Linked DNA regions of Mus musculus: all the other regions are linked to region 3. Evidence: chromatin loops called from intact Hi-C (ENCODE). Cell type or tissue: heart. All regions are shown on one strand. Region 1 overlaps Fbxw7 (F-box and WD-40 domain protein 7). Region 2 overlaps Tmem154 (transmembrane protein 154). Region 3 holds the start of Fbxw7 (F-box and WD-40 domain protein 7). Region 4 overlaps Fbxw7 (F-box and WD-40 domain protein 7).

Region 1 (8,000 bases), 55 kb before region 3:
AGCCAAAGAACACAGTACATGGAAAATGCAAGGGACTATCAGACTAAGTGTCTAAAATGATTTATCAACAGAACTTGTAAAAGCAAGCTTTAGCCATGTTGCTACCTTTTGAGATGCTCATCAGAGACATTAGGGTACAGTCTTAACTGCTGCTAATAAACCTCTCTAGCAAATATGGGAAGTAGGGGAGCTAAAGAAGGTAAAATAAATAAATAAATAAATAAATAAATAAATAAAGTATTGTGCTAGTGTAAGAACAGGTACCAAGCATTAACATCTAACATAATTTACTCCGCCAATAAGTACAGAATATGCTCAGAACATACATCACTGTGTACAAAATAAAGCAAGAATCAATTTAAAGTCCCCAGCAAATATATGCTGCTCTCAATGAAAGCCAGGTATCTGACCAGCCTCAGCATCACTACTGCTTCTACAAAGGCCTAAAATAAAAGATCCACACCGGGCGTAGTGGCGCACGCCTTTAATCCCTGCACTCGGGAGGCAGAGGCAGGCGGATTTCTGAGTTCGAGGCCACCCTGGTCTACAAAGTGAATTCCAGGACAGCCAGGGCTACACAGAGAAACCCTGTCCTGAAAAACAAAATAAAATAAAATGAAATACCCAAAAGCATGAAATGCTTCATCAGCCTCATTCCCTATACCATCCCCAATATCCCTTGGCTCTTAAATTAGTTCTAACAAAAATAGAATGTAAGCAATAATGGTTATTTCATTATTTATCATTTTTCTTCCCTGTTAACTAATTCAATGTAATACTGATCACTATGTTGCATACAGACAGAACTTGAAGACTAACCAACAGAAGTAAACATTTATTAACTATCAGAAAAATGAGCATAATACTGTTCTGGAGGGAAAAAGACAGTGCATATTTAATCAAGTCTACCTACAGGCCCTTTTAAAAAGTAGAGAAAACATTATTTATTAATAATTTATCAATAATAAGTTAAAAGTATGATTTTTCTTTCCTGTGTGATGCTAAGGATGGAACCCAGGGCTTTAAGCATGGTAAGCAAGGAATATACCGTTGTCTTAGTTACTGTTCTACTGCACTGAGGACATAAGGACCAAAACAACTTTTTAGAAGAACTTAACTGGAGGCTTGCTTAGTTTCAGGTGGTGAGCTCATAACTACTACAACATGAAGCATGGCAGCAGGCAGGCATGGCCCTGGAAAAGGAGCTGACAGATTATATCTTGTCAACAGGTTTGAGGCAGAGAGAGACACTGGTCCTAGTCTTGGCTTTTGAAACCTCAGAGCCCAACCCCTAGTGACAGCTCCTTCAACAAAACCCACACCACCTAACCCTTCCTAAGCAGTTTCACCTACTAAGGACCAAACTTTCAAATATATGAATCATTGGGGGCCATTCTCATTCAAGCCATCATAACCACATCCCCAGCCCTCATGATTACTTCAATAAAGTAACTAGTTTCCTTCTTAACTATAAGTAACTCAATGTCAAATTCTTCCTTTGAGAAGTTAAATACTGTATGTAGTAGAGGTCTTGAGTGTTTGCCTAGCATGAACAAGGGCCTTGGTTAGATCTCCAGCTCCCTCCCCTGCTCCCTCCATCCACCCATCTGTCCATCAGTCCATTCATCCATCCTCAGAAAACTACAAACACAACTTTGTGGCAGGACATTCTTTGGCCCATTTTTATCTGTGTAAGTAAACATAAGGTACTGTCAACAGTCTTTAAGAAAAATGTCTCAAATATAAATTCACCAAACCGGTTCTAGTATATCTTTAAACAATGATTCTTCCATTTACAAACATAGCATGTTGTTCATAAACAGTATCCCAGTGAGAAATTATTCACTCCAGCAACATGGAGGGTTCCCAGGATCCTTGCATGGAATCTATGAGACCACAACTGTTTTCAGTACTCCTAGGATGTTGCTTAGTCTGTCATTCTCAATCTATGTTATAAGAAGACACCTGTAGTTATTTACCTGAGAAGTTTCCTTACACTTTACAGCCTGTCTCTCACTTGGCTAAACACAAAAGCTAAAACATATTTCAAGCCAGACCTTAAATACATTTACAAAAATGAAACACAATGCCATCCTTCTTATTTTGTTTAAGGAGAATATAGTTATTTTGTGTGTGTGTGTGTGTGTGTGTGTTAGTTAGTTAGTTAGTTAGTTAGTTAGTTAGTTAGTTATTCAAGGCTAGAGAGATGCACTGGCTGTTCTGTTCGTCCAGAGGACCCAGGTACAATTTCCAGCACCCACATGGCAGCTCACAACCATCTGTACTAATCCCTTCTTCTGGCCTGCATAGACACCAGACTCAAGTGGTACATCATACAGATAAATAAGTACAGTCATGGCAACACAGGCAGGAAGTCCTGGAGAGCTGAGAGGCTGAGCAGGAGGACCGCTTCCATGTTAAGTTGGAAATCAGAGTAAGATTTGCCTCAAAAAGTCAGAGAACATTTTGAAGACAATTGGAAAAGCACAGCACAATAACTTAGAGGAATTCCTGTTGTTGGGACTATGCTGAATGTATGAAATATCAAGGTTTTAGAGTGAAAAAACAAGAGGTGGTGACTTACTCTTCCAAATCTGTACATATTAGCCCACATTTTTCTCCAAAGGTTAAGGTTTCCATAGCCTCATAAGATTCAAAAACATTCTCTTTTGCTCTGTCCTTGACCAAACTCCATGTCCTTGGATTTCTAGAACTAATTCCCATTCTCTCAATCATTGAAATATTTATTAAGCATCTAATATGCTAGGCAACTAAGAGTAATGAAGGAGCCGGGCGTGGTGGCACACACCTTTAATCCCAGCACTTGGGAGGCAGAGGCAGGTGGATTTCTGAGTTCGAGGCCAGCCTGGTCTACAAAGTGAGTTCCAGGACAGCCAGGGCTATACAGAGAAACCCTGTCTCGAAAAACAAAACAAAACAATTGTAATGAAGGTACTGCAACAGAAACAAATCTCTTCCACCAGAATTAAATTTATATTCCCAAAACAAAGACAAAATAAAGTTTAAAAAAAAAAAAGACGTAACAACCAGAATAATTACTATGATCAATGGTGACAGATAACAAGAAGAAAATACAAAGGGAAAGGTTAAATGGTTTACAAGAGCCTCATTTCTGCAACAAAAATTTAAGTAAAGCTCTCCAATATCTCAGAAGACTTGTAAATGCTAGGAGAGGATTTGTGGTACCAGGAAAACAGTCAGTAGGTAAAAATCTGGAATTTTTACATGAAAAGTTTCCAATATACATTAAAAAAACAGTATATTATTTATATTTTATATCTATTACACCTATATTCAATTCAAAATATCACCAATATTGCTTTGACTTTTCTTCTTCCTTGCAGATATTTTAAATTAAGTCCTATATACCATGCCTACTTACTACACACACACACACACACACACACACACACACACACACTTCACAAGTGCCTCTCATGTTCACAGAATCACCACACAATTAGATCACATTAACCACATTTCATTAACACCAGTCAATAGTCAAATTTTCCACATTGTCTCAAAAACATCTAAAGTAAAGAAGTCCGCGCAGATGAATGGAGTAGCACTCCGTTCCACCGGCTTCTTCCTTCGCCTTAATCCACCCCGCTGGGTGCCTAGATGCCCTGCCCAGTCCAGCAGAAACATGCTGATGCCATCAATTGTACAATGCCTGTGTTTTTCACTGTGTTACTTGCCTTGTTACCCAATCTCCCATATTACCTACAAATAACTTTTGGCAGTGAATATTCTAAATTCAACTATTAAAGAAATACTAACAATACAATTGGTACACAGTTTTCTGGTCAGCTATTTAAAGCTAAGCATGGTGCAGTAACTCTGAAGTGACAGAAGAGGGAACTGTAATGTTTAGTAATTTCATACTAAGTAACATTACATTTTACTTTAAACCTAGACACTGAATTTCAATGTAGTAATGGCTAAAAACACAACAATTATATCCTTGCATATGATTCCATCAAAAAACAAGCAAACAAGACCACACTGTAAAGGATTTAAAGGTAGATAAGGGCTGACTGTATAGATTTTATAATTCAAATGTACTCACTGCCATTATCAGAAGTTACCAATTAAAATGATCCAAAAAACAATGTACTTCCAGTTTCCAAATAATTTTCCTCAATAAATAAGCTAATCTAAGTAGACTAATATATTAAGCTAAATAAATTTCTATCATAAATTCAATTTTTAACAAGGAAGTTCTGAAATTTGCATTAAACTGCACAATGTTCATGTGTTCAAAAAGAAGTGACAAAGTCTTTATGGTAACTCCTAAGCACACAGGGTTAGGGAAACACCTCAGTGGTAGAGCTGGCAAATCCTCAGGTTTGGTCCCCAGCTCTAAAAGAAGTTTGTTTCAAGTGATACTGACATTTTATGAAAACTATAAATTTAGGGGCTAAGGGGATGGCTAGGTAGGCAAAATGCTTGCTGTCCAAGCATGGAGACCTGAGTTCAGCTCCCCATGTAAAAAGGCTAGCATGTAATGGCAATCCTGGGGCGATCCCAGACTAGGAGGTAGAAGCAGAAGCATGAGGGGCTCACTAGCCAGCCAGTCTAACCCACTGGGAAAGTCTACATTCAGTGAGGCCCTGTGTCCTCCACACGTGTGACCCTCACCAACCTTTAACATTTACATCTCCACCAGCAGTCTATTCATGAGCATTTCATTGATTCCTTTAAAAAAAAAAAAAAAAAAAGCTTTCTTCTCTTTAAGTATTCTTATTTACTTATTTGTGTGTGAGCATGCTAGTGCTGTGCATGTGTGTTTGTATGGGCAGATGCATGTATGTCTTAAGGGGCACTGAGAGGAGGGTAGAGGAAGTTTCGAGCTGCCTAATGTTGGTGCAGGGAGATAAACCCCAGTCTCTACAAGAGTAGCAAGAGTCCTCACCTCTTCTATCATCTCTCTAGCCCCAATTCCCGCTTTCTCTCCCAGGTTCCCTTACCTCCTTCTGAGGCCTCAGCAGCAAAGCTTTTATATTTCTGAAGAATCAGTCACAAACTGAGAAGAGTCTGCAAACAGCTGTCTGAGCAGCTCGTGTTGAGAATTTACAGCACTCTCATGGCTCAGACAGACGGTCTAATAACACTTAAAGAAGAGGAACTACGGGATTGTTGCTTACTGGGAACAGAGTTTCTGGCGGGAGTAAGGAGAAAGTTCTGCATACAGGCAGTGAAAGGCATATGGACTGCAGTGTAAATGCAATCAACTGAATGGCCTACCTGAAATAATTACAATGTCAGATTTGTTAGAAAATTCTCACATTTCAAAGTGACAATATGCTATTAAACAACCTGAAATTAAATTAAAGACCTAGCAGATTTGAGATGTTGAAAGACTAAATATCATTTAACATCCACTTGTCATGGTATATCTTATTAAAGAGTCTAATAGGTCATTTCTCAGACATTTCACAGGAGATACATTCAAATAAGCAAAAGCACAATAAAAATCCTCAACGACAACAAAAAAATCCAAATTTAGTCAAAAAGAAACAGTATAATTTGATAAATGTTTTCATTAGTCAACAATATAGTATTATAGTTAGTCATTTTTACAGTAAGGAAATCATATAGCTTTTTATAATTAGAAAAATATAGTACATTATGTATTTACTAGCTTCGATATGACTTCTGGGGCTATTTCCCTTCAAACCAATCAATTTCCTATAGAACTGTTCATAAGTGTGGTGGGATGATAGAAAACCCCAGTGTTTATCTGAACATGTCTTTATTTTACTTTCAAATTACGGTAACAAATTCGCATCTTTTAGGTTTTCTTTCAGCTCACTGAATGTCTAGTTCCTCAACTAGCCAACATGATAACTTCTTTCTCTATTAGTGCTTACAAGATTTTCTCTGCAACTAAGCAGCTAGACCACTTACTTAGCTAAATGTGGACTCTTTTATGTTGATTCTGCCTGAACTTCCTGCTTTTGTAGGCTGACACTTCCCCCTGAATTGAGTCTGCAGCCATTATTTATGGTCCTGTGCCATCACAGGCTAGCAATCCTCTCGCAGGCCTCTGACTTGGACTCTTCATCCTCCCATCCTTCCAGTTGATGGCTTTTATTACTCTAAGCTAATTGACTCTCCTCACTGCTAAACACTTGTTTTGTTACTTAATTAACTCTCCTTCCAGACAGCCCTAAAACTCTCTCCTGCATCTTTAAAGTGCCTCTATGCTTTATCTATTCACTCCTAAGTATTCTTCTTGAGCCCTTTGAAAACAGAATTCCTTATGTAAACAATGTAAGAGTCTATCTGGACTTTGCTATAATCTTTCAGAGGAACTTGTGGTTTTAGTGTTGTGAATGGGAACACCAAACTGTCCTTTGCAGCATGTAGCTACTGCCTGTGCTCAGCTCCTTCACCTTTGAGCCACGCCTTCCTATTTATCAGCCTGATACCCTGGCACCTGAGTAGTTTATGGTAGTCAGTGAAAGAACTGGGCAGAGACTGTACTCAGATACATGGCTCACATCCTCTGATGCCATCTTGCCTCAGAGCTTCTTCCCAGCACTTCTTCTATCAGCTTTGTGTTCTGTGAGGCTCTCAGAAAGCTTCTGGCCACATGCCAAATCAGAAGAACATTCTCAGCCAAAAAGTAACAAAGATAAGTCTCCTATGAATCTATTTTCTTTCCAGAACAGAAACCAAAGGCATGCAAAGAAAACTTCAAAAACCCCAGTACTTAGGAAGCAGAGATCTCCAGGATCTGCCAGAGATGCACAAGACCCTGTCTCATCTCAGGTGGAGGGGGAGCTATCATATACAACACAGACTAATATAAATAAACCAATCTCATATAGGAACTGTAGCAGGACCAGCGGGGTCACCTTTATGTAAATGCCGGGAGGGGGCAAGGAGCCGCAAAAGCATATCCTGCAGGAGGACCTAAGTGCGGACTGCCTGAGAGAGCAAGGATTGATGCAGACAGTGCCAGCCAGTCAGGAACTGCTGTTCTTGGGACCAATGGGCATGTGTGTGTAGAGGGTATTAAAGGAGCTTGCAGCAGTTTTCAGAAGAGCTTGCTGCGGTGTTTCTCACCTGCTCCTGGAGCCTGTGTTGTTGACTCTTTACTACCTAACCTCCAACCCCCAAGGGCAGGTAGGGTCGGGTATTGAGTAATCACAGAGTCAAACATAAGAAACAAATGCATGGGGAACTGAAAGACAAATACAGTAGAAATCCTTCCCTTTGTGCTCTGGCCGTCAGATACAAGAAATGCCAGTGTTCTTTATGGACTTAGGGTGAAGCCTATTACAGACCTAAACTATCAATAATGACTTATTTTAAAATGAACGTGTAACTTTGTGCCACACGCAAAGCAAAATGAAAGCTGAGCTCTATCAAGATTAAAACCTTTCACTTCATTCTGCCAGGCAATGGTGTCACGACCTTTAAACCCAGCATTCAGGAGGCAGAGCAGTTAGATCTCTGAGGTCGAGGCCAGCCTGGTCTACAGAGTGAGTTCCAGGACAGCCAGGGCTACAGAGAAACCCATCTGATAAAATGGGTCATTTCTTCCAATGACTTTTTTTTTCAAACTAAAAGGATAATCCATAGAAAAGAAGAAAATACTTGGAACTCTCATACTGAATAAACATCTACTACTCATAACACGTAAAAAAAATGATCACAATTCAAAATTAAAAGTATTTGCTCTGGAAAATGAGCAAAATACTTGAATGGCTCTTTCTTCAGAGACAACAAACGGCCAGTAAGCACCCACAATGAAGTGTCCTTTCACACCAACCAGGAAGACTAAAATACACACATGGCTGCCCATGCGGATGTGGAGACTAGGACCCCAGTGTATTGCTATTTTGACCACTACTTGAAAAGAAACACAAAGGATTAATTCTCAACCCCTCCCCATTCACACATGCTCAAAAGAAGTGAAAATATATATCCACACTAGTTCACAATACACATTACTAACAACCAAAAAA
Region 2 (8,000 bases), 120 kb after region 3:
ATGTGTAAGCTGGAAGAGGGTGTCAAGCGTCCTGCTCTTTCCTCACTCTCGGTCTTGCTCTCCTGAGACAGTGTCTCTCCCTGAGCTTGGAGCTAGGCTGTGCGCTAGCAGAACACATAACACGTCTCTGGCTCTGGCTTGGGACAGTGCTAGGGTTAAAGTCAAGCGTAGGATCACACCCAGCTTTTCTGTGCTATGTGCTAGGATCTGAACTCAGGTTCCCATGCTCAAAGGCAAGCACTTTGACAGGCTGTACCTTCTCCTCAGGTCCAGTAAATAAACACTTGGACCTTTCAAATGATTGTGCCTTGCATCTTGTTGTTGTGGGTGCTAGCACTGGGCAGTTGCTAATTTATAGGGGCTTTTATGATAGTTACAAGGTTGGGATCCACAAACAAGTAGATTCTTAACATCAGAAGCACATACGATCTGCCCGAAGCCTGAATCGGGGCCGTTATGTCTTTGTTTTATGACAAGGGGCAAGGTAACCTTTCCTAGCTTTAATATCCTCATCTGATGTCATCTGCAAAGCACACCTAACAATTCTAAGCTGATAGGGTTGTTGTAAAAGAATGAATGAGGGGCTGGGGTGAGAGAGGCTCTGGCCTCAGTCCCCAGCACCACACACTCAAATGAAAACACAGAGAAAAAGACAGGTAAAACCCCATGCTACAGGCCTGGCACCCGCATGCATGCATGCATGCCTCTTGGTGATTTGTACTAGGCAGCCTGAGCTCTGACAAATGTTTGTGAGTTACCTACAGCATTGTCTCAGAGATGTAAAGGCTTTAAGAAATCGTCTTCAGAAGCACAGCTCACATTTCTAGGGAGACGCCTTTTGTTTAGCTGCATTGTTTACTTCAGTTCCCTAAAAGCGTGATCTCTGGAATGCCATAGCCACGTGACTTGGTCCCAGCATGTCACAAACTGCTTCTGCTTTGATGGGCTATCGAGCAGTTCCCAGAGAGCAGCTGCCTCTCCGGAGTTTTGTGTGGAGTGGTATCTATCCATCCACAAGACCTGCGGTGAGTCAGCGGCCTCCTCCCCCGAGTCCCAGCACAGTAAGCCAGGGCGTTCTCCGTCACAGGCTCATTGCTTTATTTAGTTAGCTGTCTCTGGCTATTCATCATCTCTGGAAAATGATCAAATAAGCCATGCATTTTTAACTCTAGCAAATCCTGGAGTTCCCTGTTAAAATACCTTGGCGCACTGCCACGGAGCCACAACAAACACGCAGGCAGCTCCGCTTTCAACCTTCCCGCTTGCCTCGATGTGCGCACGTGCAGTCTTAGCAACTTATTTCTGACAGTGACATTAAAGAGTAATTTGTCTAGGAGTGTTATATAAACACGGGAAGAACATGGAACACCTTTCCACAAGCATATACAGGAACAGGAGGACAAACTGTAAAACTAAACAAAGCACGGCTGTATTTTCCTCAAGAAAGCACCCAACGGGCTCACTGCCAGCAGAATGGGGACAGATTCAGCTCAAATCCCTCAACCTCATGGCAGTGACTGTTTGTCCAGACTGGACAGTCACCCTGTCCTCCCGACCCCATCTATCTTGCAACAATCCTGAGTTATGGCCACAGCTAATGCAGCCATCTCTGAACATGGCGGTATGCCACCACTCAACCCTTCTGGGGTCACGACACTCTGACTCAGTTTCAGAGAGTGTGGAGTTGGATTTGGCACGACATCACATAACAATTAGATCAAGCTTTCTTTCTCATCTATACAAAGTCCCTTCTTCCCGACAGAGGCCTGGCCTGGGTGGAGTTAGAGAAATGAGGCTCGGAATCGGCCCAAGATACAGAGATCATGCCTGCTGTGGAGACACACTCTGGGACACACACACACACACACACACACACACAGTCTTTAACAGTGTCCTTCTGGCTGGAGAACACAAACTATTACGTTCTATCCCTTGTGGTACTGCAAATCTAGTTCACTCTTGTTTGGGGTGGTGGGGACTAGATAGGGAACACTGGGGGCAGTCACTGACACTTTAATGCCTCGACCTTTCTCTGCACGGTCACACAGTGTAAACTCTCCACCTCTGGATGGTGATGAGCAGCAGCAAACGGGAGCGTGGCTACGTCTGTGCCTCCCTGTCTGTGCTCATGTGGTCCACGGTGCAGACAGAAGCTCTGAGTGTCTGACTAGACATGAGTCAGGAGAAAGGAAGCAGCAGGCTAGCCTGGGCCAGGTGGACGATGTCTGGACTGTATGCTATCTAGTGCATTTGGGAGGTGCCGTGTGGGTGGGGTTTGACAAAGGACTTCATTGTCTAGAGACTTGGAACAGTTGATTATAAGCCCACCGAATGGATCTGTTCAGCTCTGGGCTACCTCTGCTTGTCCTGTGCTGAGTCCACTATAGCAGCTTTTGTGCACCACAAGTCACAGAACAGGGGATTGCAGAGAAAGGCCACTAAGGTGGAAAATAAGAATATGGAACTCTTCTCCCCTAAACTCTTTTCTTGTCCTTTCCTGTCATTGTTTCGTAAACATGACAACCTCACTGCAAAGGGCTTGTAGTAGTTTGTACAGACCTGGTCCTTACTAACATCCTATTTGGGGGCTGAGCATGTACATTTCAAGAAAAATGTCTACTCTGAGGTAAATTTTGTGCAATTAATATACCCTAAATATAGATTATATGTTACATGTTACATGTCACATGTCACACATTACATATCATACTATATTATATATGACATGTTATATATTATATCATAATTTGATATATTAATATATAGTGTATTATATTACAATCTTATATTAATTAATATAATTTAGTAATCACTTTATCAATTATTATATATAATTATATAATACCAATTAATTTATGATCAGTTATAAATATTAAATTGTGCTAATTTAAATAAATGTAAATAAAATTGTGTTATTATGTGATTAATAAATAATATATATTATCATATACATTAAAGTGTCAATCTGTGTCAATGCTGCTATTGTCCCAATACTCAAGAAGATTATGAGTTCAAGGCCAGCCTGGGCTACATAGTATGATCCAGAGTTAAAGAAAGAAGCAGAGGTGAGGGAAATAGGAGAGGGAGGGAGGGAGGGAGGGAATAGAGAGAAGGAAGGAGGGAGGCGGGAGGGAGGAGCCGAGGGGGAGAACAGGAGTCAGGCAGAAAAGGATAGGAAAGTGAGAACTGGAAAGTGAAAATCAGGGGCTGGGATGGATTCCAGGGGAAGCTCTGAAGGGAGGGATGGTGGAGCTGCCAGTCCCCAGAAGCCCAGAAGTACGGGATGCTGATGCTACAAATGGTTCCTCCTTATCAGGAGGGCAGGCGAGTGCAGCACTCATTCAACTCACTCCTTAGTCACATCCCTGCCTTCTGGAGCATTGTGTACACATATGGGGTGTGGGGGGCGTCTCAGGGGCTGATGCCACAGAGGAAGGTTGCTTGATGCTGACCTATCAGGTGATTGTAACAAACGTCCCACTCATGGGGAGGCCCTGATGATGGGCTGTGTATGTGAGAGGTAAAGAACACAGGAGCGTTCCCTGTGAATTCATTCTACTTTCGCTACCATACGTCTGTGGAAGTCACTAGAGAGATGGGTCAAGAGCTGAGACTGGGTGGCCCAGGACTCCAGCACAGCTTCCAGAGAGCGGGATGAAGCCCTGGCAGGCATCCCGTCAAAGCCAGATGGTTCCAGGCCCACAGAGGAATTCGGATATTCACTTGCAAAATGACAAGTTCACATAGAGCTCCAAACAGATATGGCCTTTTTGTCTCACAGGCGGCTTAGTTCAAGAACCAACCTCTCTATATTTAAGAAAAAAGATTTTTAATCTTTTAATCTTTGTAACCCGTCAGGGTCGTTTTCCACAGGGATGGCAGTAATTTCAGAGTGGGAATCAAGGATATAAAAGTACTGACATACAAGTCATAATGTAAACACAGTTTGCAGATGACCTGTATTGACCTATGCACTGTCTCATTAGGAGGGAAAGGTTAAGATATGTGGAAAAGATTTCTCCATAATGTCCTTTGTCCTATAACCAGGGCATTCTTTTTCTTTCTTTTGCCTTCTTGTTATTATCTGGAATCTCATTTAAGTAAGATAGAATATTTTTCAAATTCATAATGAACTGTAACATATACAAACCCCCAAGAGGTAACATGGCCGTAATTGCTAAGAGTGGGCTTAAGGGTCAGAGCTGAGGCTGCCCTGGGTAGGACCGTGTCAGTCCGTGACACAGAGAGATGCAGTGTGGTGAACTATTAGCTAATATGTCAGGATTCTAGAATAAATGCAGAGACAGAGACCCCAAAGGAAAACCTGACCACTAGTCTTTACTTGCAGGGCTGTGGCCTCAGGGCCTATGGTGCTATATGACTGCATCTGTAAGCATCTGCAATGGGTGAACAGGTAACGTGTTTTCACGGGTATCCGTTGTGCTCTCAAACTTCGATCTGTGCGCTCTAACACAAGAGTCCCATTGCCGTCACAGCTCAACTTCTCTGCTGTCCAGTCATCTTTGTTACCCCAACAGGTGACTTGGTGACCCCCAAACTATAGTCATTCTCCAATTCCTTCCTGCTCTTTCCACATACCGAGCAAACTGTTCTTTAATCAGAAATCCCCCAAATTCACTCATTTCTCTCCTCACAAAGATCACATCATTTAAATAATACTGTCAAGTGCTAATAAATCACACTGGTCCCAAGGCACTAAAATTTTCTATCAGGCAGAGCCACCTAGTGGCAGACTGGGATATGTTATTAATTTTCATTTAATTTCTCTCTGATACTAATCTAGACCAAGAGGGTTAGGGTTCTTTGTTTGTTTCTTGCTTTATAAAATGTTCCTCTTAGGCACAATTATTGAAAACCTATCTGTCTGGGCTGTTCCCTCCTTCTGTTTCCTTACCAAACATCTATCTATCCAAGGTAAATAGCTTCCCGATTCAATTTGCTATAATCAGCAAATCTTAGGACTAAGACAAAAGTCAGTTCAACAGCGTCTCTTTGAAACCTCAAGAGCTACTAGGATGCTTTGTGTTTTCCAAAACACGATTCCTGACTGCACATTCCTCCCTGTAAACTGACATATTAAATTGCCAGGCACAAAGAGGTCAAAGAAAATGCTGTGCTGTGCTGTAGACGGGACCCTCTTCCACCCTTCCCCATCCCTGAGAGACATCACAAGTACCTTGGGCTGGGGTTTGGTTCCTTTTCTTCCTTCAAAGTAGGTAAACACTCATAGTCGGCTAAGACAGAAGCAAAGGAAATTCACCGTTAGTCACCAGAATTGCTTTTTCTACCCACAAAACTGACAGAGTTGGGAATAGACTGCGCCTCTGTGCGGCTACCTGTGAAGAAATGGCCCCACTGGGGAGTTCTAGAGGTTCAAAGATTAATGACACCGAGGCTCCTGAAACGGTAAGAGCACGGATCACGCAGATACAGGGCTGCAGTGTTCCGTGCCCCTATTGAAAGGGCACACAATCCATCACTGCTTGCTCAGTCCGTCCTCTGGACGCTCACAGTGTTCTGCAAACCAGAATATGCATCTTGGAAGTGAGACGCAGGACTGAAATGGTGTACCTCAGGTCCTACAGTGCCTGCACGACAGCTCCACAGCAGAAGCGTCAGGAAGGTGGGGAGGGACCTCCTCTTCTTTCTCCTCTACTACATCATGTGTGTGTGTGTCTGTGTGTCTGTGTGTCTGTGTGTGTCTGTGTTTCTGTGTCTGTGTGTTACGCCTGGGTAGCCATATGCACACCCAAGTATGCTCATGTGCTCATTAGCTCTACACCCTAATTTTTGAGGCAGGGTTGCTCACTGACAATTTAACACCCTCTTCTAGACACCATGAATGTACGTGAATGCTAGTAGTTGCACAGACTGTGAACATGCACATAAATAAGTAAGTCTGTCCTAAAAAATACAAACGATTGGAGAGATCATCCAGTGGTCAAGAGGGTTCCTTAATACACAAGCATCAAGGACTTGAGTTCAAATCCCCAGCACCCTTGTAAAAGCCTCGATGTAGCTGTGCATGCACATAAGTCCCCTCAGTGTGTGTGCGCGCGCGTGTGCGTGCATGCACGTGTGTGCACACAAACAGGGGAGTACAGAGTCAGAGACATCTTGCTGTCCAGGCTCAGTGAGGACTTCTCAAAGAGTGTGTTAGAGAGTGGCACCAGATGTTTTTCTCTGCACAGAAGCATACACACACAATACATGCATATACCACAAACACACACACTCACAATACATGTATACACCACAACTATAACACATACAAATATGAGTAGTATATCTAGTGAGTTTTATCAATTTCATATGAGCATCAAGAAAATTTAATTGATTTTTTAAATTTTAATTTAAAAATTCATTGATTTCTAATGGACACACAGTTTAAAGACCAGCTATCACTTGAAAATTTTTGTGTGGGAATACTCTATTAGTGTGTATAGCAGTCCTGTCTGATAGAGCTATTTACAGACATGGGGGTGTTCTAGAGTCAGACCGACAAATACCATACTCAGGGGTTAGCAAACGTTTACCATTCGGCTACCAAAGCCATGTTTTACTTTTATATGATTAAACAGGCACACAGCTCTAACACCTTGTGTATTGGACAGAGGTTCATATAAAATGCACTCGATGAAATTGTGCAACCACTGGAATTCTCTAAATTCAAGAAAATAGAAGGTCATCTCAGATGTTTTCCCCCAGATAATTTTTGAATCAGATTTCCTTCCCAGGCTGGAAAAGCACCTACCTAGCATGTTAGAGGTGGGGGTTAGATTCCCAGTAACAGACACCACACACACACACACACACACACACACACACACAGAGAGAGAGAGAGGGGGGGGGGGAGGCGCGGGCGCACACACTATCAGAAACAAAAACACAGTTTCTTCTTGAAAAGCTCCGCATCAACAACTAGTACACAAATAGAAACAAGTGGTAACAGACCCGGCACTATGATTGGACTGGATCTTTAAGGGGTACACAGGTCGAGTGCCAGATGAGGCATGACTTCAGGTTTTCTGAGCTGTTGATGAGGCAGCCGTCTAACCCTGCGTTACCAGAGAGGCAAACACTTTGGGCTTTCACATACCGTTTCTGTTCATGCTGTTCATCCATTTATCAAGCTCTTCCATCTCTATTTCCATAACAGAGGGTGTGTCCTCTTCAAAAATAGGGCTAGACAGAGAACAGAAATGCATGCGTGTTTTAAAAAAAAAGAAAAGGCTCGGTAGGATGATTTTCATTTGTGGAAGAGTCTAGAATATTGACTGGTTAGAAACAATCTGAGCTAGCCCTGGGTTTACCCTAACCAAGAGAGCATCTAACTCTGGCAGGAAGAAAGGCAAAATCCCCAATGAGCCCTCCTCTGTCACTAAGGCCCAACTGGATGACACAGAGGCCAGGGAGGGAGTGGACTAAAAGAGAAGCTGCTCTCTGGAGACCAAAGGCATGGTTGCCAAGGTGCTCAGTGGCCCTCTCATTTAGCCTCCTGGTCTTGCTTGGTCTCACTTCTCTTTTCTTGGAGTTTTGAACAATGACCCAGATCAAGAGAGCGGACAGCAGGCTGCTTTTGTCTGGTCTCCTTCAATGCCTAGGCTCTTCTAGCTAAGAGGAATGGAATAGCAGCTCTTAGAAAAGCCTCAGGCCCGTCTCCCGGGCTTCAAGGAAGTGGATAGGGGAAAAAGCTCTGGTCAGGATAGATGGAGAGAGGAAGGAAAGGCCCCCAGCCCTGAACACACTGTGGGTGCTGCACTGGAAGATGAAGCAGGCAGGATCTACAGCAGAGAGGCTGATGGGAGGGGCAGGGGAGGCATCACTGGGTGTCTTTGGCGTTCACCCAGGGCCAGGATATTTAACTGCTATGCATCTGGCACTGGTAGCAGCCAGACAAAAACTCTTTTCTCAAAGGTGACCACAGCAGACATTCCTGGGTAAGGTTTGGAAAGTAAGATTCATGTTCCTTGTGACAA
Region 3 (8,000 bases):
GGGACTGTCTCTCCTTTTGATAGCTGTGCTTATACCAACACAAATCTGCTTCAGGTCCCAAAATTTTAAATTCATTTTTCAGCTCTTAATTTCGTATCAGTAATCTCAGAAATATAAAGGCTTAAAAATGACTCCCATCTACCTACACTGTCAGCATATTACTCAAACTATTTTGCAGTCTTGAAAGCTGCACGGGGTAGGTCCTAAGGATGTAGCTCAGTTGGTAAAGTACCCGCCTAGCATGCACAAAGGCCTAGGTTCCATCCCCAGCACTACAAAACAAGAAATGGCAGCACACACTAGTACATTTAGCATTCAGGAAGTCCAAGCAGGGTGGTTACAAGTTAAAAGGTACACAACAAGTTCAAGGTCAGCCTGGCACAAGAGACAGAGACAAAAGAAGAGAAAGAAAGTGGAAAAAGTTTTAAAGAGAGAGGGAGGAAAAGAAAAACAATGAGCTAACACATGAACTGTACAGATACCTAGCTCTTAACCCCAAATTCAACATCCAAAGCAAAGCCTGCTACCCTGTTTCTGATTTACTCATAAGAAACTAGCATCATGCTAAAAAACATTCAAAACATTTCCTTTTTCGTGTCTCCTTCTGTGCTGCCCCCTAGATGACCATAATATAAAAATGTTAGTCTCCTAATGAAACAAAATCCTAAAGCCAGTATAATGTCTGTCCTAAAATATAATTTCTCCCAATATCCTGAAACTACCTTCTTTGGAACACTGTTTTCAAATTCTCTTATACAAGCACAAACTGACCTTAACTCTAGTCAGGAACTTCCCTCCCTCAGTAGGCATTCCTACCAAGCTAACTTCCTAATTAGATCTCATCTTTTACTTATTCTGACGCTAAGCCCTTAACATTTTGTTTGTGTATGTTCTTTTCTTCCTGAAAGAGCCTTTCCAAGATTTGGCTCAGACACTCCAATTATTCCTGGGTCATCCAAAATCAGTATTTCCCTAATAAAAATGTGCAACTGCATTCCCTGACACAGAGTGATCTTATGAGTAATAATGGTAATATATGTCCCCTTTCCTACATTTTTAAGAAATGTATTTCTTTTTACTGCTACTACACTACTACTACTACTACTACTACTACTACTACTACTACTGCTACTACTACTGCTACTACTACTGCTACTACTACTACAACTGTACTACCACCACATGTCCACACATACGACACAGGTCAGAGAACAACTCTGTATGGTTAGTTTCTCTGTCCACCTGTGGTTCTGGGCATTAGACAGACTCCACGTCCTTAGACTTGCAACAAGCAGCTTTACCCACAGAGCCTTCCCACCAGTTCAACCTTTCCTAAAGTTTTGTGCAATTTGTAGTTGGTTGTCTCTGTCACCCTCAAAAGACTGAAAATAGCAAATGTCTTGTTATTACTACATTCAGTAAAGTACTTCCATAATTTAAAACCAATTTACACACAAAGCAGGTCCTCTGATTAGATGCAGTACAAACTCAAAGTACCACTCTCCTCCTTTCCAAGAAGCAAACTATTAAAGTCTAAGTTTCTCAAATATCATCTTTTTCAAAACTGGAATATATGACTTTATCAGGGTAGCAAAGTAAGGTTAGCAGATCCAAAAACACGTTTTATTCTAAATCTAAAGTTAAATTTACCATTCAATATTTTCATACTAATTCCCACTTAAGCAAAATTTAAAGTGTCTCATGAAATCATATGAAGAACAAAGTATCTAACAAAAAAAAAAAAAAAAAAAAAAGGCTAGGAGATCCAAAAAGAGGGCAAAGTTATCCAAAGAAATGAGGGTTGGGGGAGGGAGCTACTCAAAAAAGCTGTGACGTGGCTGGCAGTCAGGGCACATACCTTTTAATCCCAGTCAGCACTCAGGAGGCAGAGGCAGGTGCATATCTGTGAACACTAGGCCAGCCTGATATACAGAGATAGTTCCAGGACAGCCAAGGTAACATAGAAAAACAGTCTTGAAGAAAAGAAAAGTTGGGACAGATGATAGTAGAGATTAAACAAAATCTATAAAAGCAAGGTAAGGTAAATTCACAGTGTTTTAGCATTCCTCAAACAAACTGTATCCTGAAAGATTGAGAAGGCTGGTCAAAGAGAAATACATTGCTATATAATGCAGAATGATAAACTTGGAGGTTCATTATTTAAAAAGAGGAGGGGAGAACAGGTCCCAAACATGAAATGTGAAAAACTTTCAAACAAATTTAATCATGACCCTCAATGGAGAAATTAAGATGGATGGATGGGTAGATAAATTGATACTCCCAAGTTTCTAGTCATTTCTACAGAGCATCTTTATTCTGCCCACATTTAGCTGTCTGGATAGACCAGAATTCCAGTCTTAAACTACTACCTATGTTCCTTGCTACATGAAATCCTACAGTACGTTAAGCCTTAGGATGGTCAGCTTAACCTACATATGTGAGCATTACTTTTCTATACCTCTAATTTAACACTCAGAGTGCTAAATGTTTTCCTAAAAGAGTATAAAGTCTCAAGGTCGACAAGTAGAGCCAAATAAAAACAGCTGCATGCATGCCCTTCCAGTCCCTAGTAGAAACCTAGTAAAAATGTGCTACCACTTAAAACATATTACTCCCTCTCTCCCTCAACACAGAGAGAGAGAGAGAGAGAGAGAGAGAGAGAGAGAGAGCGCTGCAGCAACTTTTACGAAATGGTAATTTATTAAGTGCTCTCCCTGAAATAAGTTTCAGTGGGTTGTGCATCTTAGGAACTCGGATTTTCCTGAGCCAACTGAAACATGCAAGCACCCTACACATCGGACTCTGTAGACCTGGGAAATAAAGCGTTGGGGGCACCAAACTCCCCTATGCACTAAAATGAAATCTGGTCTTCCCATCCAAGGCAACTTCAAAAACAATAGTTAGGAAAGGAAAAAAAAAAATTAAGGGTTGATTCAAGTGATTCCCACGTGGGAATCCATGGGAGTTTCCCTGAAACAAAAACCACTGCCAGAATAAGGTTGCCAGGAAAAGGCATGGGACAGAGCTGGCCATAGGCTTTCTCAGTTTAGTGTCCAAAAAGGTGCAAGTGTCCACTCTGGAGACACAGCTGCTCTAAGAAAAAACTCCGAGTACTTGCATTACTCCTGCAAACTGACACTTTCTCCTATTGGTAGAAAGGAAAGGTTTCCACTGCCAACCCTCCCGAGGAACAGCCGAACTCCAGCATCAAAGCACCCACCCGCTCCCACTTGTCACCTTATAATGTCCCCCTCCCCCGGGTCCACTCACGCTTCAGAGTCGAGCGGTGGCGCTGACAATGTGGCTGGCTCCCTTCCTCCTTCGGGCTGAGGCGGGCAGCTGCGGAAGGCTGGCTAGGCGCGGAACTGAGGAAGAAGCGGTGCTAGCGTCGCTCCACCAAGCAGCTACCCGGGTCTCTTCCGCGCTGCTGGGATAGAGGCGGCGGTGGCGGCCCCGCTCGCTCACCGCTTTTTCTCTTCCTGGGTCCCTGCAGACTGTGGTGGCTTCAGCCCGTCCTGGGCCACTTGTCCCGGGACAGTCACGATCAGAAAGCTCGAAGATTTTGTTTGGGTAAAGTTTCCTCTGGGCGGAGGCTGCAGCCGGCCCCCCAGGTTCCCCCCCGGCCCCACCGCCCTGGGGGGCTGGGGCGGGGAGGGGGCGCCGAGAACTCCTGGAGTCCCGCCGAGGAGCCGGGGTGCGGCGGCAGGCCCAAAGAGAAGCCCCCCCAGAGGGGGTGGAGGGGAGGGGAGGGGAAGGAGAGGACAGCGGCGCCGGGGCCGCTCACCACGCCGCCGCGGCCGTTTCACATCGGGGTCCCCGCCCCCCCGGCCCGGAGGTGGCTCCTGGGCTGGGGGCCGGGGTTCATACACTCCGCTATGGGATGCTACGGCCCCGGGCGGCTGGTGTGGACAGCGGCAAGGCTGGGGACCCGGCGGGCTCGGATCGGCGCCGCCCCCGCTCCCGGCTCCCGCATGTGTCGCGGCGGCCGGGACCCCCTCCCTACACCTCGGGGGGTCCTTCGTCCCACAGTCCGGGACGAGGCAGAAAGCCCAGCCCCTCGCGGGCGTCCTCTCCCGGCTGAGCAGCTACGAGTCCCGACCCGCGGCAGCCGCCTCCCTGCCCCCCGGCCGCGGGCTCCGGCTCGGGCTCGGGCTCGGGCTCCGGCTCCGGCTCCGGCTGGGGCTCCGGCTTCGGCGTGTGCAGCAGCCGCTGCCGGCCGGGAATGTAAGGGGGGGAGCCGACGGCGGCCGCGGCTCCCGATGGCCCGGGCTGCGGCAAAGGTCTTGGCGGCGGCCAGTGCACGGATGCCGGGTCTCTCGGATGCTCGCTCACTCACTCGCTCTCACGCTCTCCCCGGCGGCGGCGGCAGCGCCCGAAGCTCAGCTTCTGTCTCTCTCTCGCTCTGTGCGGGGCTCTCGCCTCACTCCACAGAGGGGCGGGAGGAGAGTGGCGCCCAGCGATGACGTAAGTCGCCTAGCAACCGCTCTCCTCCCCCTCCCTTCCCCTTCCTCTCTGCGCCTTCCTCTCCGGGCCTCTTCTCCCCATCTCCAGCCACCCCGCCCTGGGAGGCTGCGGCGCGTTCTGATGACGCACCAAGGGAAGAGGAAGTCGCGATCTGCGAGCGGGTGGGTGCGCCTCGGGCCGCGGGACTGCTGCTGCTGCTGCTGCTGCTGCTGCTACCGCCGCCGCTGCCGCCGCCGCCTCTACGGCCGCGTCAGAACTGAAGAGAGGAAGGGGAGGAGCCCAGGCGAGCCTAAGCTACCGCCTGATCTTACCCCTGACCCTAGGGCGGCGCGGAGAGGGAGCTCTGTCGCCGTTCCCTCCGGGGCAGGTGCGGACTGCTCCTCTGGGAATGAGGAGGCCCGGGATCGGGCTAGGGCGCGCAACACCCGAAGGTGAGGCTTTTGGCCCGGAGCAGATCCTGGAACCGAGAGACGGCTGGAAAAGTTAACCTACAGCCAGTGGCTGCACCTGCTCCCGGGAGCGAACGTCCCACCCTTCCCTTGGCGTGGGGTGAAACCTTGCGCCGCATTGTGTGTAGTAGTGCACTACGAAGGTTTGATGAGTGAATGAATGAATTAATGCCTCTAGCACAGCAATAGCGGGACTCAGAGGTGATAGTGGAAGCGCACGCGTTTTGTAAGTTGAAGCGTAGAAACAAGTTGTACTACATCTCCCTCCTCACCCCCACCCGCCCCCTGCCACGAAAGAAAAAGGATGCCGTTTCTTCAGAGTCGCAACTTCAGAGTTTTGTGGGAAAGGAGGCGAATTGGCAGGACTGGGGAACAGGGCTGAAAGAGAATCAACATCTAGGATATTATTTAGGGGATTTCTATGTTTTCAAGGGGCGAATGTAGTCGAGCCCCCTTTTAAAAGTAATTCTTGCTTGTTTGGATTTTTTGGAGCTTTTTAGATTTTGTCAACAGAGTGCCCCTTAACCATCTTCAAAAGAGTTTGGCGCCTCTCAGGTCTTTCTTCAAAGCGCTCTCGCGCGCTCTCTCTCTCTCTCTCTCTCTCTCTCTCTCTCTCTCTCGTGTGTGTGTGTGTGTGTGTGTGTGTGTGTGTGTGTGTGTGTTGTGGGGAGTATGTTATTAATAAATCTATTGGGCCGTTTGTCCTACAGATTCTGGGCTAGGAAATGTTTAAGGAAAAACTCATGAAATGTAAGCTGTGGTTCTCTAATAAAAGAATTTTCGAGATAAAAGAACTACAGCGCTCAGAAATCTGTTACGAACTTACTTGCCCTCCTTAGTGGTGTGACAGTGAGATTAAAGCAGCAGCAAAGATGAAGGGAAACAGTTGTGTGGCTGGACCCCGTCCCTCTGGAAGCTACAGCGATGGCTATCATAAGTGCTTCGGGTCTCTCCACCCTTCTTGGGAGATTGGACCAAACATGCTCTGTCCGCATTTAAGAAGCAAGCCCAGGTTTATGCCACGGCTGCTACCACTTCGTGCAAAGTAGATCAAGAAAATGCCTATGTTGATAAATCAAGGGTTCATTTTTGTTCAAAGGCTACAAAAACAAGAGTGAGTGAAGGGAAGAGGAGGATGCCACAAAAGCAAGGAGAGACAAGTTGCACCAGGTCCTTCTGAAATCCCAGGAGTCATATAACTTGCCCTAAGTACCCTGGGTTTGACTGTCTACAGACAAGATCCATTCACAGGCTGTATTCAATAAGATTCACAGGGAATCAGATCAATTAATAAACAGTAGGCCAGCATGGCTCCAACCTAATCCTTTTGTTGAACTCTCTTCCTTACAGTAGGAAGTAAAGAAATAAAATACAGGTGTATAGGGGTTTGGGAAGCTGAGCACCTCAGAGTCAGAGCTGTGCAGCCAAGGATGCTTTCGGAGGAGTGCACCATGCAGAGTGTCAGATCATCGCTGAGGGTCAGAGTGGCACTCACAAGAGCCCTGAGCAGCCTGCTCAGGAATTAAACTTACTGAGTAAGGTCATTCACGTCCCTGTCCTGCCTGGTAACAGGAGCAAGCAGCTGTTCTACAACTGGCTGCTGGAGAGGACAAAATTCCTACCTCTCCAGTTTGTTCTATATCCTTTCAGATCCTTGTGTTGTCTGTGAATCTAGAGGAGAGATATATCCGTTTAATCATATTTCTGAAAAGTAAGTCAGAAAAACTTATTTCAGGTAACCCAGTTCTTCTCCTGACTCACCAGTTTATCACCAAGATCTGTATACTGTGTTAAAGTGGGACAAAGGGATCTCTGTGTAAGGTTTATAACTTTTCCCTTGAAAGGGAGCTTGACGGACAGTGTTGGTGCATGCCTTTAATCCCAGCACTCGGAAGGCAGAGGCAGGCGGATTTCTGAGTTCGAGGCCAGCCTGGTCTACAGAGTGAGTTCCAGGACAACCAGAGCTACACAGAGAAACCCTGTGTCAAAAAAAAAAAAAAAAGGAAAAAGAAAGGGAGCTTGTTTGAGAAACTACTCAATGTTTTATTATCCCACATCACTGGTTTCTACTGTCAAACTATATAACAGATTAACAGGCAAAATTTCTAAAAACACACTATAGCATATCAGTTCATTTTAAGCATTATTGTGAAATATACTTTAAACATGTAAGACAATTGTGTGGTGTAATTATCAAAGAAACTACCATGTAAGCAGTCAAACAGGCCAATAAATGGAGTTTGCTAATCCTCCAAAGCCCTGTAATGGCCTTCCTAAACAAGTCTCCCTTCTGGGAGAGTGGACATTCCCTGGCATTTGTGGTACTCGTTTCCTTGCGTCCGTCATTGTTCTGTCACAGGTGTTCCTCCCTAAGCAGTACATTGTTTAGTTTTTCCCTTTCTTGTGAATGTTCTATAGAGGGAATGATAATGTGTAATCTGTTATGCTTACCATATTTGCTCAACCTGACTGTAATCCATATGTTGTTCGGGTTCGTATAGCTGTAATTTGTTCCCTTTAATTTATGAATATTCAGTGTTCCATTGTAACAATATATAACAGTTTGTTTAGCCGTGTTGCTGATAGGAGTCTGGGTTCAGTTCTAGGCTGTTAGAAATACTGTTGAAATTTTCCTAAGACTTTAATCCATCTCATCTACATAAATTTCTGTATACTGTGTACTTGGGATTGTATGTCATAAGCTTGAATAAATCATGCTGCGTGTCGTCTAACATTCTAGGTCACATTTGCTACATGCATGCCATTGCTCCACACCTCACAACGCTTGGCAAGAACTCAGTCTTCAAATCCTGCTGAGTGTTGAGCAGAACTCACTTCAGTGTTAACTTAGGTTCCCCCTGTTATTGACTCTGTTGAGGGCCTTCTTTCTAGAGGAACAGAACTTAAAGAAGGGGGCTTTATTAGAACAGCTAGTCAACAACCAAAGAGAGGTCCAAGAATCTAGTAGTTGTTCAGTACTAAAGGCTGACTGCCTCTGCTGGTTTTCAGTATGTGTTAGAATGCCAATTAAGGAGACTCTAATGCCTATGAAGGAATGGATTTACCCTTGAGAGCAAGAGCTAGCAT
Region 4 (8,000 bases), 75 kb before region 3:
TCCTGCTCTGCTTCAGTTCCTGTCCTGCCTTCCTTCAATGACCGGCTATGATTGGAAAGTGTAGGTCAAATAAACTCTTTTCTCCCCAATTGCTTTTGTCAAGATGTTTCATCACAGCATTAAAAGCCCTAAGACAAGTTAGTACCAGCATAGTGGGCTATAGCCAATGGATTGACTGGATGGTCAAGGACCTGGAAAGATCTGGAAAATTGTTGAGAAAGACATCTGGGGAAGAAGTATGTGGATAAATCTCTCCAAATGGGCAAAGGATGTGAAGATATTTGTGTCCCATGTAAATGCTCACCAAAAGGTGACTTCAACTGAGGAGGAGTTCAATAATCAAGTGGATAAGATGACCTGTTCTGTGGACAGTCAGCCTCTTTCCCCAGCCATCCATGTCGTTGTTTAATGACCACTTGAACAAAGTGGCCATGGTGGTCGAGATGGAGGTTATGCTTGGGCTCAGCAACACAGACTTCCACTCACCAAGGCTGACCTGGTTACAGCTACTACTGAATGCCAGATCTACCAACAGCAGAAACCAACACTGAGCCCCAGATATGGCACCATTCCTCGAGGTGACCAGCCAGCAACCTGGTGGCAGGTTGACTACATTGGACCACTTACTTCATGGAAAGGACAATGTTTTGTTCTTACTGGAATAGATTCTTTTTCTGGTTATGGATTTGCCTTTCCTGCACGTAATGCTTCTGCCAAAACCACCATCCACAGACTCACAGAATGCCTTATCCATCGTCATGGTATACCACACAGTATTGCTTCTGACCAAGGAACTCATTTCACAGCCAGCAAAGTGCTACAGCTCTTACCATGTTTCCTATCATCCTAAAGGAGCTGGTCTGACAGAAAGATGAAATGGCCTTTTGAAGACACAGTTACAGCACCAATTAGGTGGCAGCAGCATGGAAGGCTGGGGCAGAGTTCTTCAGAAGGCAGTATATGCTTTGAATCAGCATCCAATATATGGTAGAGTTTCCCCCATAGTCAGGATCCATGGGTCCAGGAATCAAGGGGTGGAAAAGGGAATAGTTCCACTCATTATCACTCCCAGTGAACCTATAGGAAATGTTTTGCATCCTGTCCCCACAACTCTAGGTTCTGCTGGCCTAGAAGTTTGGGATCCAGAGCAGGGAGTGCTCATACCAGGAACCACAACAAACATTCCATTGAACTGAAAGCTCAGACTTCCCCCTGGTCATTTTGGGCTTCTAATGCCCTTAAACCAACAGGCTAAGAAAGGAATAACAGTGTTAGGAGGGGTGATAGATCCAGATTACCATGGGGAAATTGGATTGCCTCTCCACAATGGAGGTAAGCAGGATTATGTGTGGAATGTAGGAGACCCCTTAGGGCGTCTCTTAGTACTACCATGCCCTGTGATTAAAGTCAATGGGAAACTACAACAGCCTAATCCAAGCAAGGTGACAAAGGATGCAGACCCATCAGGAATGAAGGTATGGGTCAATCCTCCAGGAAAAGAGCCAAGACCTGCTGAGGTGTTTGCCAAGGGTGAAGGAAATACAGAATGGGTAGTAGAGGAAGGTAGTTATAAATACCAGCTAAGGCCATGTAACCAGTTGCAGAAATGAGGATTATCAAGTAATGTAAATGCTTCTGTCTTATTTTGTTTAGAATACATTTGTTTTTCTTCCAATTTCTTTAACATCAATTGTTATTTAAGTTGAGACACTAAAAGAATGTTCTCAAGGGACATTGCCCCATTGTAAATTTACAAATGTGTTTGCAATTGTACGACGGATAGTAAGTATATCATGTTAGGTGTATTCTTGGCTTTGTTATTGTTTCATGTGGACATGAGATGTTATCTGTATCAAGTTGACAAGGGGTGATTGTAGTGGCTGTTTCTGGTAGTCAACTTAACTATATCTGGATTGAACTACAATCCAGAATTGGAAGACTCACCTGTGATCCTAATCTGGGAGATACAAGTTTCTGACCTGGATCTTGGCATGGAGCTCTTGAGGCATAGTGACAAAGCAAGTCCCAGATCCAGGCGTGAGCCACACACCTTTAATTTGGGCCACACCTTCTGCTAGAGACCAACATAAGGACATTGGAAGAAGGAAGATTTACTCTCTCTTCTTCGCCTGATTGCCTTGTGGGACTGAGCAACTGCTAGATCCCTGGACTTCCCATTCACAGCTACTGCTGACAATTGTTGGAGAGTTGGACTACAGACTATAAGTCATCAACAAATTCCCTAACAATATAGAGACTATCCTTAAGTTCTGGGTCTCTAGGGAACCCTGACTAATACAGAAGGTTATTGCTGTAAGAGACCTGACATGTTTTAGGAAGGATTGTGGGAGGATGTAAGAACTTTGGGCTAGAAGAACCATTGAGTGTTGACACCTCAGTGGGATGTTCTGAAGGAACCTGTAAGATAAGAATGTAGAGGGGCGGGGGTGGGAGGGATGGAGAAATGGCTCAGTGGTTAAGAGCACTGACTGCTCTTCCGGAGGTCCTGAGTTCAAATCCCAGCAACCACATGGTGGCTCACAACCACCCATACTGAGATCTGATGCTCTCTTCTGGTGTGTCTGAAGACAGCTACAGTGTACTTACATATAGTAAATAAATAAATCTTTAAAAAATATTAAAAAAAAAAAAAAGAATGTTGAGAGCAATAAAGATGGAGGCCTGTCTTGTGAAGTTTCAGAGGGAAGATTAAAGACTATCCGGGCCATTTGTTACTGTGATTTAGACCCTGGTTCTGGCCAGCTGGGGCTAAAGAACCAGCTGTAGCTGTGACTAACAAGACACCAGAACTACTTAAAGTGAAACCTTTACATCCCTAGAACATTTGTTGCTGGTTAGCTGGACCTAAGAAATTAGTGCCGATTAAAGAAAGACCAGTATTAATGAAATAAAGTCTTCTGAGAAGTGTTTTCTGAGAGCACAGAGAAGCTGTGCTCCAGAGGCAACAAAGGTTGTACCTCATGTTGGCAGCCGGACATAGGAATATATGAGTCACCCAGACGATACAAGTTTTAAAGATATAAAGGGGTCATGGAGAGCAGCTGAGGTTTGGCACTGGGAGCGGCCAGAAAAGGCCATTGGTGAGGGTGCCGCCTCAGTGGCAGTTGAAGGCCCAGAACTGAAGGGGCCTTCACAGAAGTTGAGGCTTGAGTTTTGGAGATGCCAGTACCATGGGATGACTACCAAGAACAGCAGCAGTGGAATGGAGCCAACCAGAGCCTAGAAGACAAGCTGTGTGTACTGCAAAGGGCAAAACTGAAGAAGTGACCCAAGCCCTATGAAGGTGTCCAGAAGATTATGAGTAGATCCTAGACACTGGACAGTTGGAGTTTGATTTTGATTTGACTGTGACTGTGCCCTGATTTTTTTTTTCCTCTTGAAGTAAAAAAGTATTTTACTGGAGTCTACAGTTAAGACTTTGAATCCACAATTCAGACTTTGTCTTAAAAGACTTTGGATTTTAAGAAACTGGCTATTTTAAAGGGACGGGAATTTTAATGTGTTTGAATTTGTAAAAAATGAGGGAGTTTAAAGTTATAGATCTGGAGATGATTAAGAAAGGAAAGATTATAGCTTACTAGTGATGGATGTATGTGTCAAGTTGACACAGGGTCAGTTGTACTGACTGGTTTTATGAGGTAAGAAATGGTAAGAAATACTGTGATTCTCTTACAAAGAGTTCCATTTGTGTAGAGATAAAATAACAGTGTCTTAATGAATCATTAAAATAGATCCTGTTTGTAATAATCTGTATTTTTCACACAAGAAATTTTCAGAGTGTTCAGGTTACAGAACAATACTTCTGCACCAACCTAACAAGGCAGCACTTGTAAGCACTCTCCAACTTGGAGGCACCAGTTTCCATACAGACAATGCTGTGTTGGTCACAGCTTGAATTCAGTGGAGGCTGCAGAGGATTTTATCACTAACCTCAGCCACTTGTGTAACTAAGAGGACAGTAGGGGTGGTCTCTGGTTTCCATGTGCGTTCGAAGGATTGATTAGTGTGCAGCTCTTTAAGTTTGAGTCCATTTTCTTCATTCCAAGTTACTCCTTTTGTCTAGGCAAAAATCCAAGCACTAATTCAAACTAAGAAAAAGAAAAGACAGAAAATACTATCCATTACCTACACTAGCAATTAAGGAGTTATGGAACAGAAAATACTATAGATCCATTTCCTTAATCTACCAACCAAGATACTAAGAATACAGAAAATATTAGCAGGTACAAAGCCAGTTTTATGTTCCAGTTGGTAAATGGGTAAAGATGCTTCCATTTAACCAGCAAGCAGTCAGAGTGCCCACTCTAACACTAGGGGGCACATTCACCTAATCTAGACTCTGAGATAAGTATTCCCAGGCAGTGGAACAGGAAACAAGTTCTTAGGGCTGCTGGTCCAGAGGCTTAGCTGGTGCAGGTTATTTCTAAGTCACTCGTATAAATCTGTCTTCCACCACAAACAAGACATAACTTACAACAGCAAATAGTACCATCTGTGACTACTCCTTTTGTGGAAAAGCTCCCTCCTAAGATTAAGACAGTGACAACTTGTGATGGTTTATATATGCTTGGCCCAGGGAGTGGCACTGTTTGGAGGTGTAGCCTTGTTGGAATAGGTGTGACCTGGTTGCAGTAGGTGTGTCACTGTGGGTGTGGGCTTTAAGTCCCTACTCCTAGCTGCCTGGAAGTCAGTATTCTGCTAGCAGCCTTCAGATGAATATGTAGAACTCTCAGCTTCTCCTGCACCACACCAGCCTGGATGCTGCCATGTTCCTGCCTTGATAATGGACTGAAACTCTGAACCTGTAAGTGAGCCCCAGTTAAATGTTGTCCTTCTGAGAGGTGCCTTGGCCATGGTGTCTGTTTACAGCAGTAAAACCCTAAGACAGAAGTTGGTACCAGGGATTGGGGCACTGCTGTGATAGGCTTGACGATGCTTTTGTTTGGAAGAATGTGGATTTGAGACTTTGGGTTTGGGAAGCCAAGGAATGCTTTAAGTGGGGCTTAATGAGCCAACCTAGTAAAATATGGAAGACTGGTGCTGAGGGTCATTTGAACTGTTTAGGCATGCTAGCCCAAGAGGTTTCAGTGGAGAAGAACTTTAATATGTGGTGAGAGACTGTTTTGTGTTGTTTTGGTGAACGTGGCCATTGTCTGAAAAGACTGCCTAAGACTAAGACTAAAGAGATTTATAATAATTGCATTGACAAAGGAAGTCCCAACAAAGCCCAACAGACTTTGTTCTCTGGTTAAGTCTGATGAAGAACATTTGAACAAATGTAGCAAGCTGAGAAAGGAAAAATACAAAATATAAAGTTTGAGTACTAAAGGGACACCAGGAAGTGAAATGGAGCTGAATCCTGTGCTCAAGGAGATTAATTTGAATTAAGGGAGAAGTGACCTTGGGGCAAGATTCCACCCATCTAAATTTAGGTCCAGGTGTGGTAGTACAAGCCTTTAATCCCAGGAGGCAGAGACAAATAGATATGAGTTGAAGGCCAGCCTAGAACAGAGCAAGTTCTAGGTAAAGAAAAACTTAAATCCAGGCTTGGTGGACCACACCTTTAATCCCAGTGTTTAGAAGAAAGGCATGCAGATCTTTCAAAGTCAGTCTTGCACTAGCAGCCTTCAGATAAAGATGTAGAACTCTTAGCTCTGCCTGCACCATGCCTGTCATGTTCCCACCTTGATGATGATGGACTAAACCTCTGGACCTGTAAGCCAGCCCAATTAAATACTGTTCTTTATAAGTCTTGCCTTGGTCATGGTGTCTGTTCGCAGCAGTAAAACCCTAACTAAGACACAACTCTCTTCCTTAGAACTTGTATCAGGACTAATGAGTTTTGGTAATTTGTAATTGTGCACACCCCAAACTCATGCATTCATTCTTACTGCACTTGGTAGTGGTGAGAGTCAGATGTCCCCTTCTAGTCTATGGCATGTGAATACTTGGCTTCCAGCCGGTGGCCCTGTTTTAGGAGGCTTGGGGAGCAGTAGCCTTGCTGGAGAAAGTCACTGCAACTGAACTTGCAGAGTTCAAAAACTCAGGCATTCCCTCTTTCTGCTTCCCACTTCTGGTTCAGATGTGAACTCTCCGCTGCTGCTGCTGCTGCTGCTGCTATATCCTTACCTTGTAGAACATAAGTCTAAATGAACCCTTCCTTCCATCAGTTGCCTTGATCGTGGTGCTTTATCATAGCAGCAGAACAGTAACTAATGCATGCTTCCTTACCAGTTACAAAGAGTTTTTAAAGCTGCAGATAAATTTTAAAAAGCACTGTATTACATAAGTTATAAGTACTTTGACATCTAAAATTACTTTTAAGGCAAAATAATGAAAATAAAATTTTGAATTCTAACACAAACACATCCAACTTTCTTATTTTGCTGCCTTCTAATTCCCCACACAACTAAAAAAAATAACAATTATCTCCAACTGAACCTTACATTATGCCAGGTGCTGTACAGTTAAAGCGTAATGTTACTGTTAGAGTAAACCTCTGACACACACGCTGTATCACAAGTGAAATAATTTTAAGCACTGACCACCTGCTGCAACATATTTGCCTGAATTTCACTCCCAAGGCTGTGGAAGTTATACAATACTGTGGCCACAGCCAGGCCATTCCAATTCCAGCAGAGCTGTTTTATGTTGAAAGTAAAAATAAATAGGAACAAAGGACATGAAAAATATAAACCTTGCTGGATGTTATTAAAGCATTGGATGGGGAAATACACAGCTACATAACACCCAAGCTATAATCTTGGTGGATAAGAGGCCCGGATTGGTAGTGAGGAGCTACAAACACAAGTTGTGCCAGCATCTACCTACAAAACGGGACAAGTTATCCAGTGTCTTAAAACCTCAACTGTCTAATCTGCAGAGAGGATTTCAAATGATTGTACTTTGTCTTATAGAAGTATTAAAGATTAAATAAGAGTGTACATATACAGTGCTGACCGATATTTTGGCACACAGCATTTAACATGCTGTATGCTGCATATTCCTTATTTCAAAATCTCAAGAAGTCCAACTGTTCCCAAATCAGAAACTTTCTGTATGCCAACATGACAGTCAACAATTTTGGATTCTGGGGCATTTCAGATTTCAGTTTTGTAAATTAAGATAATCAATAACGGCTATGGGAAACTCCATCATCCTGTTTGCCTTTGATTAAAAAGTTCTAAGAGATTTCTCCTATGAAAATATAGAGTTGAAAATCAGGGAGCCTTCTAGTGTGGTCTCAGCACACATTAGACTTGCATTTACTTGGCTCCAGACACTAGTGGTCTATCAGTAGAAGCAGCAACTCCCACTTTACAGACAGCCCTCTTACAATGGAGGTATAAGGGAAGAACACTGTAAGGAACCGTGTAATCTGGGGGTTGCTGTGCCTGACTCCCACAGCTTCCCTTTGCTTTTTTTCTGCTAAGACACAAATCCTACACAAACCCGTGGTAACCAAACACCAAATGCTGCAAAACTAGACTGGCAGGCAGACTGTAAAGAGCAGTGCTTTCCAGAGACACTGTAGTCTGTGCAGGAGCTGCCATCCTTTGGCTCAGGTAACCCAGCATGAAGACTCCTCCTCTGACACCTCTGGTATAGTAAGCAGCAGTCACATGAGGGGTAAAAGCCAATACAGACGGAATCTACACATCAGCCTCTGTACTGGCTAGTTTTGTGTCAACCTGACACAGCTGGAGTTATCACAGAGAAAGGAGCTTCAGTTGGGGAAATGCCTCCATGAAATCCAGCTGTAAGGCTTTTTCTCAATTAGTGATCAAGGGGGAAAGGCCCCTTGTGGGTGAGACCATCTCTGGGCTGGTAGTCTTTGTTCTTTAAGAGAGCAGGCTGAGCAAGCCAGGGGAATCAAGCCAGTAAAGAACATCCCTCCATGGCCTCTGCATCAGCTCCTGCTTTCTGACCTGCTTGAGTTCGAGTCCTGACCTCCTTGGTAATGAACAGGAGTATGGAAG

Evidence for each region. A loop is a pair of places that touch in the nucleus more often than their neighbours do. Peaks named below come from ENCODE experiments on the same cell type or tissue, not always from the same donor. Only the 100,000 strongest peaks of a DNase experiment are listed, where the experiment ranks them.
Region 1: it touches region 3 in a loop (2.1-fold over the local background); 2 of 42 quality-filtered maps call a loop at or near these places.
Region 2: a loop joins it to region 3, with 2.4 times the contacts of the local background. A loop is called at or near these places in 10 of 42 quality-filtered maps.
Region 4: it touches region 3 in a loop (2.4-fold over the local background); 2 of 42 quality-filtered maps call a loop at or near these places.

What each region holds. Positions count from the first base shown.
Region 1 is chr3:84,866,203-84,874,202 of GRCm38, reverse strand. The region is part of intron 3 of Fbxw7 (F-box and WD-40 domain protein 7); the gene reads right to left. The region is part of intron 1 of Gm40080 (a long non-coding RNA gene); the gene reads left to right. Among named protein-coding and RNA genes, the nearest start is that of Gm40080, 8.3 kb to the left of the region's middle. In heart, a CTCF peak has its summit at 3,863 (motif pointing right); no DNase peak of the experiment used is centred here.
Region 2 is chr3:84,689,750-84,697,749 of GRCm38, reverse strand. Tmem154 (transmembrane protein 154) reads right to left here. Exons shown (of 7, transcript NM_177260.2): 5 at 7,121-7,206; 6 at 5,198-5,255. Among named protein-coding and RNA genes, the nearest start is that of Tmem154, 28 kb to the right of the region's middle. In heart, a CTCF peak has its summit at 4,746 (motif pointing left); a DNase peak (open chromatin) is centred at 1,039; H3K4me3 peaks cover 322 bases; H3K27me3 peaks cover 312 bases.
Region 3 is chr3:84,811,040-84,819,039 of GRCm38, reverse strand. It overlaps Fbxw7 (F-box and WD-40 domain protein 7), which reads right to left and starts at 3,463. Exons shown (of 14, transcript NM_001177773.1): 1 at 3,271-3,463. Gm35486 (predicted gene, 35486) reads left to right here and starts at 4,607. Exons shown (of 1, transcript NR_165832.1): 1 at 4,607-8,000. In heart, no CTCF peak of the experiment used is centred here; DNase peaks (open chromatin) are centred at 3,379, 3,709 and 4,569; H3K4me3 peaks cover 3,401 bases; H3K27ac peaks cover 2,187 bases.
Region 4 is chr3:84,886,204-84,894,203 of GRCm38, reverse strand. The region is part of intron 3 of Fbxw7 (F-box and WD-40 domain protein 7); the gene reads right to left. Among named protein-coding and RNA genes, the nearest start is that of Gm40080, 12 kb to the right of the region's middle. In heart, a CTCF peak has its summit at 4,329 (motif pointing right); no DNase peak of the experiment used is centred here.